Regions from separate parts of the Mus musculus genome. Here region 1 is linked to region 2. A link is a contact called in ENCODE Hi-C data. All regions are on one chromosome and are shown on one strand. The core of a region is the stretch at or near the end of the contact, and the rest is flanking DNA. Distances in the headings are between cores, read along the strand shown.

The links. Hi-C counts contacts between places; a loop is a spot of excess contacts on that map.
Region 1: a loop to region 2 is called in a map of T-helper 17 cell, with 26 times the contacts of the local background. The contact joins the enhancer-like site here to the promoter of Prmt2 in region 2. A Hi-C loop is called at or near these places in 3 of 37 maps with a recorded cell type or tissue (T-helper 1 cell, T-helper 17 cell and T-helper 2 cell).

Annotation. Positions count from the first base shown.
Region 1 is chr10:95,536,248-95,541,406 of GRCm38, reverse strand. It overlaps Ube2n (ubiquitin-conjugating enzyme E2N), which reads right to left. Exons shown (of 4, transcript NM_080560.3): 2 at 1-202. Among named protein-coding and RNA genes, the nearest start is that of Mir3058, 20 kb to the left of the region's middle. Within about 2 kb of position 2,044, at least 1 of the 3 ENCODE cell types and tissues checked has a DNase peak (open chromatin) inside an H3K27ac peak, as active enhancers do.
Region 2 is chr10:76,235,418-76,240,113 of GRCm38, reverse strand. Prmt2 (protein arginine N-methyltransferase 2) reads left to right here and starts at 2,249. Exons shown (of 11, transcript NM_133182.3): 1 at 2,249-2,364; 2 at 3,293-3,402. The coding sequence starts at 3,349.

The DNA.
Region 1 (5,159 bases), core at 795-3,294, about 19 Mb before region 2:
GATGATAAATTTTGGTCATGAAACGTACTTTAGGTGCTGCCATTGGGTATTCTTCTGGAAGGAATAGTTCAAGTTTAAAAGTCCCTCCCTCAAAGGGGGAATCCTGGGGGCCAGCAATGACCACATGAAAATAACGGGCGTTGCTCTCATCTGGTTCTGCTTTAATGCCAGGAACTGGTTCTGCCAGCAAACGCTGGGTTTCCTACAACAGAAAAACAAGCATACCTGTGAAACAAATGTCATTTCACTAGACACCAAAATTAAAATTAGGAAGTTCGTCTTTTGAAATTAAATATAACACAATCTCCCAATGGCATAATTTTCACATAAAACGTGAAACTCTTCTTTGAGTTCTTTTAAGAATTTCTTTGACCTCTGCATCATGCCATAATAATGCACACACCCAAAACAATAATAAAAGGCTTTATGGCAGGTATGATGGGATACACCTTTAATCCCAGCAGAGGCCTACATAGTGAGTTCCAGGACAGTCAAGCAGCCAGGGCTATATAGGAAAACCCTGTTTCCAACCAACCAGCCAACCAACCAACACCAGACCATTCATGTAACAACAACCAACTGAATATAACTGCAGGACATTATCACATTCTAGATTGGATTAATAAAACCAATTTTTATGCTCACATAAAAGGAAAAGAAAAATGACACCAGGGTTGCTACAATAGGCAAAGCAACCTGCTCTAAATTATATTTAAAACCAAGTCACTGGGCAGGAGAGATGGCACAGTGATTAAGAACACTGACTAGTCTTCCAAAGGTCCTGCGTTCAATTCCCAGCAACCACATGGCTCACAACCATCTGTAATGGGATCTGATGCCCACTTCTGATGTATCTAAAGCTACAGTGTACTTATACACATAAAATAAATAAATCTTAAAAAAAAAAAGCAAGAAAAATAGGCCATTGAACTCTTCTAAAATTTGGTCATCCTTTGTAGTCAAGGGCAGACGAGGTCTAGAATTCTCAAAAATCTCTGGATGTTCAAGACTCTTACATAAAATTGTACAAGTATTTGTATTTAAACTACAAAAATCTTTATATTTCAAACCATCTCTAGATGACTTATAGTGCTTAAAACAGTGGGAATGTTATGTAAGTAACAATACACAAAATAGGGAAGAATGACAAAATTCTTGTTCAATAAAGAGACCACTTTGCCATAGGATTTTCCAACTTCATCTGGCGGAAGCATGGACGCAGAGTGCTACCACACTCTGGAGGTACTGGAGAAAAGAATAAGCCTAGGAAACTGAGTGTGGCAACAACAGCTCTCATACTCTTGGAAGCACATATCTGAGTTCAAGGTCAGCCTCTACCTAGCAGACTAAATAAACAACCTCCTAGTACTCTGCCTGGCTTCCAACCTGGACCTTGCCATCTTGTACTTCCAGGTTCTACCTTCTCCAGTTATTTAAACGTCAAAGCCTGGCAAGGGACTCCTGTGCTCTGCCTACCTTTCAATTCACCTTCATTTATCCCCACACCCTGACTTTTTGGTTCATTTAATCTCCTGAAAGTTCCTCAACCTACTAGACATTATTTCTACTTCAAAGACTATACTTGTCCTTTTCCCCCAGGAAAAGCCAAAAAGGGACCCTAGCCTTTATTTTAAGCGGAAAAAGATGTTAAAGATCAGCAGAGGGGCAGAGAAATAAAATAAAATAAATAAATAAACAAACAAACAAACTAGGCGGCAAAATTTCAATTTTGGCCCTTTCTCAACTTTGTTTTATCCCAAGTCTCCATGAAAAGAAAGAAAGGCTGAAAGAGGGGGAGGGGGTCCAAGATTCTAAGTAACCACCACTCCCGGATTATACATAGTAGCAGCTATTTAAAGGTCTAACAAGCTACCCAAAGTACCTCCAAGATCAGATCCTAAAATAGCTCAAAAATCACTGTGCGTTGTCAAATTCCACACTCACACCCTTGTCATCCATTTACCTACTCTTAGTCAGGCACTCTTCCCAGAGAATGCATTAGTGGGGTGTGGGGTGTACACCTGTAGTCCTGGCACTTGGGTGGCTACGGCCAGAGAGCAGCTAGTCTGGGTTCCAGGCCAGCCACACAGCAAGACCCTGTCTCAAAAACCAACAAGTGGAAAGCACCACTGTGACCTTACTGATCTAAGATTTCACTGGAATCTACACTACAGAGTAGTTAGAGATATAAAGCATCCCTCCCATGTCACCACACAATATACAGATCATCATTTTATCTGATGAAACACTCTCCATTTCCCAAACTTAGCATAGGTTGTGAGAATAGAAAAACCTGACACCAGTGTCTAAAATCCATACCCACAGTAGGAAGAAGGGAAGGAAACACTAGTGGATATAATCTCTCTCCCTCCCTCCTACCAAACATAAGGTTAACCACGAGGAACCTTCAGGTCTTACAGTGCTTCGTCGTAAGGACAGTAAGTGCAGTGTGGTTTAAGTGACAAAGCTGAAGTTCCTACTGCTTCACTTGTTTAACTTTCTGAGCAAGCCCGCTTTTTTATATTTCATATAGTTGTGGTACTTTCCCCTTGCACACAATTTGTCTTCCCAAAGCTGCAGTTATCCTTGGTCAACCCCAATCAAGAAATATTAGTTGATGGGCCAGCAAGACAATATGGCAGGTACAACTTGGCACACAACCCTGACAGCCTGAGTTCTATCATCAAAGCCCTCCTCCACACGGGTGCTATGGTGTGGATGTTTTCTCTCCTCCCACCCTCTCTTTCATATATAAAACAATGCAAGAGATTGTCCTGTCACTAGAGTACTAGGATCAAAGGCAGGCACCACCACTCCTGGTTTAAGTTTTTTGTTTTTTGAGACAGGGTTTCTCTGTGTAATCCTGGCTGTCCTGGAACTCACTCTGCAGATCAGGCTGGCCTCAGAAATCTGCTTGCCTCTGCCTCCCAAGTGCTGGGATGAAAGATGTACACTACCACTGGCGGGCTTGATTTAAGTTTTATGCACTTTTCATCCCTTCAGCAAGACACCCCCCCCAATATGATCTTTTCATCTAGCTATAGCATAAAATCTCACACTGCCGCACACCTGGATGTAAAATTACCCTTAGTCCAGCATATCCAACAAAAATACTCTACTGGTCCATTAGTCACCAGTCTCGGCTCTGACAACGTGTGTTCAAACAATCCACATTTTGCTTAGTGTTAGTGATAGTACTAAAGTGATGACTGCTAAAGAGAAACAATAAGATGTTTCCCTCAGGGTTAGAGTCTCCTTGCTGAGCTTTGACTACCAGCACCCATACTAGGTGTCTCACAACCATCCCTTATCTCTATTTCCAGGGGATCCAACTCCCTCTTCTAGACTTTGTGCGCCCCTAGTGCATGCACACAAATGTATATATATAGTAAATGATAAATAAATCCTTTAAAAAAGATAAAAAGCCTGTTTCTCTTTAATGAAAAGGTAAAGGCTATGCTACAGAGTGGAGCTGAGATTGTCTGTATGACTTGTAGGAAACCTTTGGTCCTAGCACCACCTAACCTAACTGGGCATGGTAGCACTGGCCTATAATCCAGAACTATCTTTGTTCCAAATTAGAAATGTAGAGAGGGAGAGAAAGCACTGACAGGGAAAGATCTTGATTTCAGCAACTTTTAGGGTTTGTTTGTTTGGTTGGTTTAAACCAAACAAACAAACAAAGAAACAAACTGTGTACTGCCAGGTGGTGGTGGCGCATGCCTTTAATCCCAGCATTTGGGAGGCAAAGGCAGGTGGATTTCTGAGTTCAAGGCCAGCCTGGTCTACAAAGTGAGTTCCAGGACAGCCAGGGCTATACAGAGAAACCCTGTCTTGAAAACCAAAAACCAAAACCAATCAAACAAACAAACAAACAAAAAAACAACAAAAAATATAGCTGTGTACTTTTTAAAAAATTGCAATTTCAGGTATTTGTTTGTTTGTTTGTTTTGGATAGTCTTTCTCTGTGTAGTCCTGGCTGCCCTAGTACTCACTCTGTAGACCATGCTGGCCTTGAATTTACAGAGATCTGCCTGCCTGCCTCTGCTTCCTGAGTGCTGGGATTAAAAGCATGTACCACCACTGGCCAGCTAAAACAAAAAATAAATAAATAACCTATAAATAAAGTTGTTCAAGAAAAAGAAATCTGGGGGCTAGAGAGATGGCTCAGCAGTTAAGAGCACTGACTGCTCTTCCAGAGGTCCTGAGTTCAAATCCCAGCAACCACATGGTGGCTCACAACCATCCGTAACGAGATCTGACTCCCTCTTCTGGAGTGTCTGAAGACAGCTACAGTGTACTTACATATAATAAATAAATAAATAAATAAATAAATCTTTTTTAAAAAACTGACTGTGATGCTTCAAATTATTATGTTAAGTAGAGAAACTGCAATACTTATTTAAGACATATTTGAAACTGCAGTCACACCTTTAATCCCAGCACTTAGGGGGGAAAAAGAAGGCAGAACTCTTAAATTTGAGACCAGCCTGGTTTACAGAGTGAGTTCCAGGACAAGTGCTGGAATTAAAATTGTGTACCATGACAAATGGCAGAAATAGTATTTGTAAACATGGCTCTACCAACTAAGTTAACATATTCTCAGTCTCCCTCTCCCTCTCTCCTTAGAATGGTAATTTTTGTGAAAATGGTAAATTATTTCATAATATTTTTCATTTAACCCAATATGTTAAAAATGTTATCTGAACATGTTATCAATATATAATGGCTAACAGAATATTTTAATCTTTTTCCACACTAAGCCTTCACAAGTCCAGGTTTTAATCTATACTAAGCACATGTATCAATTCAAACTAGCCACATTTCAACTGCTCCATAGCCACTAGAAGCTAGCACCTACAGAATAAAAAACAAAACAAAACAAGGTACGTTTATTACTGACAGATCATTAAGAACAAATGAACTTCATATATGTGGGTAAATTTTTGTAGAGCAACTTTAAACTGTCACGTTTTCCACTCAAAAATAATCTCTAAGTAATATAGGAAGATATGGAATAACTAACTGGTATATGTCATGAAAGCTCTCTGCCAGTCCCTTTAGATCAGAGTTGCTGTCTGCTGCAGTCAAAACACTGTCTAAAAATGATAACGCGGGGGGTGGGGGTGGGGGAGAGACGACAGAAAAAAGCAAGGCAA
Region 2 (4,696 bases), core at 1,000-3,499:
TGCTCACCACCTTAACCTTAGAATACATAGATGGGCCATGATCTCAGGCTAATTATGCCCAGAAACTTGACCACTGTCTTTCCTAGTACTGTGACTTTAAACTGTGCACTCTCAGAAATGTGCTCTGTCTCTGAACTTCTGTATATCAAGTTTGCAGGCTCCTTGAGTAAAATTCCTACAGTTTCTCAGGGGAGGGAGTAAGGAGAGGGGTGTGTGACAGGCGTGGGTGGGTGGGTGGTCCTTGCCTTGGGAATAACTCCAGTGCTCCTCTTAGTTGCTGCAGCTAATATACCTTTGATTACTCTTGGTTGTGCTCTGAAGCTTTGCACTAACCAAGATGTCTATCTTTATTGCATATGGTTACACGTTTGGTTACAGTGTCTTCTTTGACAGACAGCTTGTCAAGCCAAGCAGGGATTAAAAGGAAGGTAGCGGCATTGGAATCCACTTTAAAAATAACTCCTGGGTGTGCCTGCTCAGCTGTACGCATACTGCATGCATTCCAGTGCCCATGGAGGCCAGATGAGGGCATCAGAGCCCCTGGAACTGGAATTACAGGTGCTTGTGAGCTGCCTAATCTAGATGTTGGGAATTCAATTCCAGTCCACTGTAAGCGCCCAAATGCTCTTAGCCACTGAGACAAATCTGCAGGCATCACACTCCACTTTTTACAAAAAGAATTTTCTTTTTCTGGTTATTTGAGACAGGGTTTCTCTGGCTATCCTGGAACTCAACCTGTAGACCAAGCTGGTCTTGAACTCTGAGATCCGTCTGCCTCGGCCTCCCAAGTGCAGTGAGTCCCCTGGAGCTGGAAGTTACAGGTGGTTTGTGAGCAACCTAACATAGGTGCTGGGAACCAAACTTGGGTCTTCTACAAAAACAGTAACTGCTCTTAACTGCTAAGCCACCTCCAGCCCTTACAAAGCCACATTCTTTATTCAGCCACCACAGGTACCCTTTCCTATGTTAGGTTAGCAAGGGTGGATCCTAGTGCCTGGAGCCTGAGCTTCGTGGCACCAGCAGGCTTTCAAGAATAGGTCTCAGGCCTGCCACACTGGGGGCTCTGAGGACAGTTTTTTCTGCCTTGGAAGATTGTGGGAAACTCTTTTCAACCTGTGGCATCCTGGCTCAGAGCTTCAGCCCTCTTCATCTGGTGGAAATGGAAAACTGGGCAGATTTAAAAAAAGGACCAGGTCCTCACACAGACAGACCCATCCCTTGGCTGCAGTTCATTGTGCGACTCCACTGAACCGATGGACTGAAGGCACAACAGGTGTGGTTTGCACAAGCCTTGCAAGCCCTGAGATGCCTCACAGCAGGTTTGGAATGATTGATTATGTTATGAGCTGTGGTGTTTCTACTGCACGAACCGAAGCATGATGGTTTAATTATAGAAAACAAAGAATTTTAATATTTCCCTATCATTCCTCAGCATGTATTAGAGTGTCTAGATTATATTGGACAAACGCATCCACCTAATTAGTATGCAAATCTGCTTTTGTCTCTAGTCAGTGGTAAAATTGTGTGTATGCCGAGTTTTACAATAAATTCTTTTCTGATTCACTTATCAGTAAATGTTTGATTCGTATGCCTATTTTAGATACCTAGAGTCGCTGAAAAACTTTCTGAGTAGGATGGGATTGCTAGTGGAGAAAGCTTAAGAAACCTTGCTTAGGGTCACCTGATGTCAGTGTCATTGCTCCTCCGCCCCCAACCCCTTCAGCACAGGATCTTCAGGACTTGGGGTCTCTGGTGTGTTTCGTGTCTCAGTAGCTATGTTGGTTCCACGATCAAAACTTAGTCCAAGATACTGTAGGGGGGTCCCATTCTGCAGAAGCTGATTCAGATCAAAACTAGGTTATTAAGCATTCGGAGAAGGGCATCAAACACACCGGCAGTCCCAGGTACACTCAGGACAGCGCTAGTACGCACTCCTGCTTCAGCCTGCCAATTGTTGCCTCGGTTCGAATCCGCTGGGGGCGCGGTCTACACCACCTGTGGCCTCCAACCCGGAGTCCAGTCTTCCCACAGATCTCCCGGTAAGTCGATCCTTACACTTTCTCACCTGCGTCTTGCAGCCTTAAGGCCCAATGCGACCGGCCGGAAGCAGGGACAGAAAATGCGCTTGCGCTGAGTGACAAGCTCTTAGAGAAAACCCCTGTCTCAAGACTATCTACAGCTACCAGCACCGAGTTTATACACACTGCGCTTGCGCAGGACACCCAGGCCTGGGCGGGGCGTGCTCTTCGGCCAGCTGGAGTGCTCCGCGCTTGCGCAGGTCCAGGGCGGCGGCTCAGGCTTCGGGTGGGCATCGTCTGTTCCTTTCTGGTATAGCCTAGAATTCAGCGGAGAAACGCGGCTGAGGTAGGTTTCTTAATGGACAGCTTAGACATCTGGATCGCAAGTGAGGCAGGGCAAGCTAGGCAAAAGGTCTTCCCTGTGCATGTCTCCAGCGCACTGAGGCCTCCGCCCCCTCTGGAGGCTTTAGAGTGCCCTCTCGAAGGTTCTATTCCAGCTACCCCCTCCCCTTTTCTCAGCACCGTCCGCCCTCTTCGCTCTCCTTTCGCTGCACCTCTCAATTCCCCCTGCGCACCTCCGCTGGCTCTTAGAGCCACGCCCTTCCAGGACCACGCCCACCTGCCTTCTGTATCCCGAGCCACATCCCCCATGCCTCTATATTCTTGGCCTCTATGGCCTCATCTGCTTGGCCTGGAGAACCCTCCAATTCATTGTCTTTCTTCCTCCGGGCACCCTCCCAGGCTTTTCACTGAAAATATAATTGTAAATAATTTGTGATTCTAATTATTACGAAGTAAGTATGAAGTCCAGATCTGGACGCACAACAGGCGTTTAAACAAAGAATCGATGTAATCTCAGAGCCAGTTAGGGTTACATTGCCCCTGGGGGTAAAAAAATAGAATTAAAGAACAGGAGGGTGTCGGGCATGGGGATTTCAGTTCTGCCTGTGGGTTAGGTCAAGTACTGGGCAAGGTGTTTTAATTTGAGTTTAAGCTATTAAGTGTTCCTAAAAAAAATGATACTGATTTATTCTAAGTAAAAAGAGGCTTCATAAATATCTCTTAAAAAAGGAGACTTCAGAGGAATAAATCTAGCATATTAAAGGAAGCACACAGCATTTGGATTTTTTAATTTAAAAAGCCCTCTAATGAATTGTGATGATAAAACGCCAATCCTGTTCCATTCTTAACACATACAGTAAACTGTAGCCGTGAAATGAGATTACTGACCAGGCAGTGTAACACTTTGTGCTTCTCTCTCTTCTTTCAAGTAGGCATGGGAGAGAAACTGAAGTAAAGCCCCAGTTATGAGACATGATCATATTGAACTATGGAGGCACCAGGAGAAGGTCCCTGCAGCGAGTCACAGGTCATCCCGGTTCTGGTACGTAAGAGCCACGTGTAATGATCATACAGAGGAACAGTACCAGCTTACAGGGGTGATGTCACTCTCCTTGTCTCTCAAGGTCCTGGCTCACAGGAGGATGCTTGAATTTAGAGAACGTTGAGGCAGGGGGATGGGTCTGGTCATTAGGTCCCATGCTGTGTATTGTCATGAACACTTCAGGGGACACTTCAGCATGCTTCAGATTCTTGTACTTGTTCTTAGATGGCCGTAGCATAGGACCAGGAAAATGCTTGGTACTCGAGAAGATCTGTCTTGGGTACGTATATTCAGTTTGATCCATGTTACCAGAGAAAAGATCTCCTTCAATCTTAAGGAATATTGATTATGTACAGTTAATGAAATGACTATTCAAATAAAAAGGTTTATTAAAAAAATCAAGATTTTCATGTCTGTGGTGTCAGCATCAGCCAGTTTTGTGTCCCTTTTAATGGTATGCCTTCCCTTGGGTTTTAATTTATTCAATTACTTAACTTATTGATATAGGGTCTTACTGTGCATCTATGGCTGGCCTGGAACTGCTATGTAGACATGACTGGTCTCAAATTCACAGAGATCAGCCTGCCTCTGGCTCCTGAACACTGGAATTAAAAGCCTCCGTGCCCAGTGACTGGGTATGTATGTACTGGGCATATTTATATGTAGGATTTATTTTTCATTTCATTCATCATTTTCCATCTTCAGCTGCAGAATGTTTTAATTCTACGAATGCCCAGTGTTTCTTTTGGGAAATGTAAATATTAAGACAACTATAAAATAATATTGTAGACACTGAGGATCTGTCATGCAGAGATGAAAACGTAATACACTGTCACAGTTTTCTCAAAACATGCGCGCACGCGCGCACGCACACACACACACACACACACACACACACACACAAGATTAACGTCATAATCTGTTCTCAAGTCCAGAACGGTTCCTTCCACTTTTAGAGGCTGCTTTGTGTCTGCTTGTGCACCGTCTGTACCTTTATGAACTTATAAGGGTCCCCAGGCCAGCCACAACTAAGCAGTCCAATCAAACAAAATGAAGGATCCCTGAACAAAAGTTTGAGTTTGCTGTGTGTGTGTTTTCTGAGGCTTGTGTTGGTGCTGTTGCGGTTTCTGCATCTATGGAGTGTTACCTGGGCAGTTTGGCTACTTACTGCTGGGTCTCCTGCATGTGCTCTGTCTGTGAGTGTACAGCAGTGTAGGGACGTAGGGATTGCCGTAGGGATGCTGTGGTCTCTAAACCACTATGCATCGGGTCTCACTGTTAACCTTTCACTGGG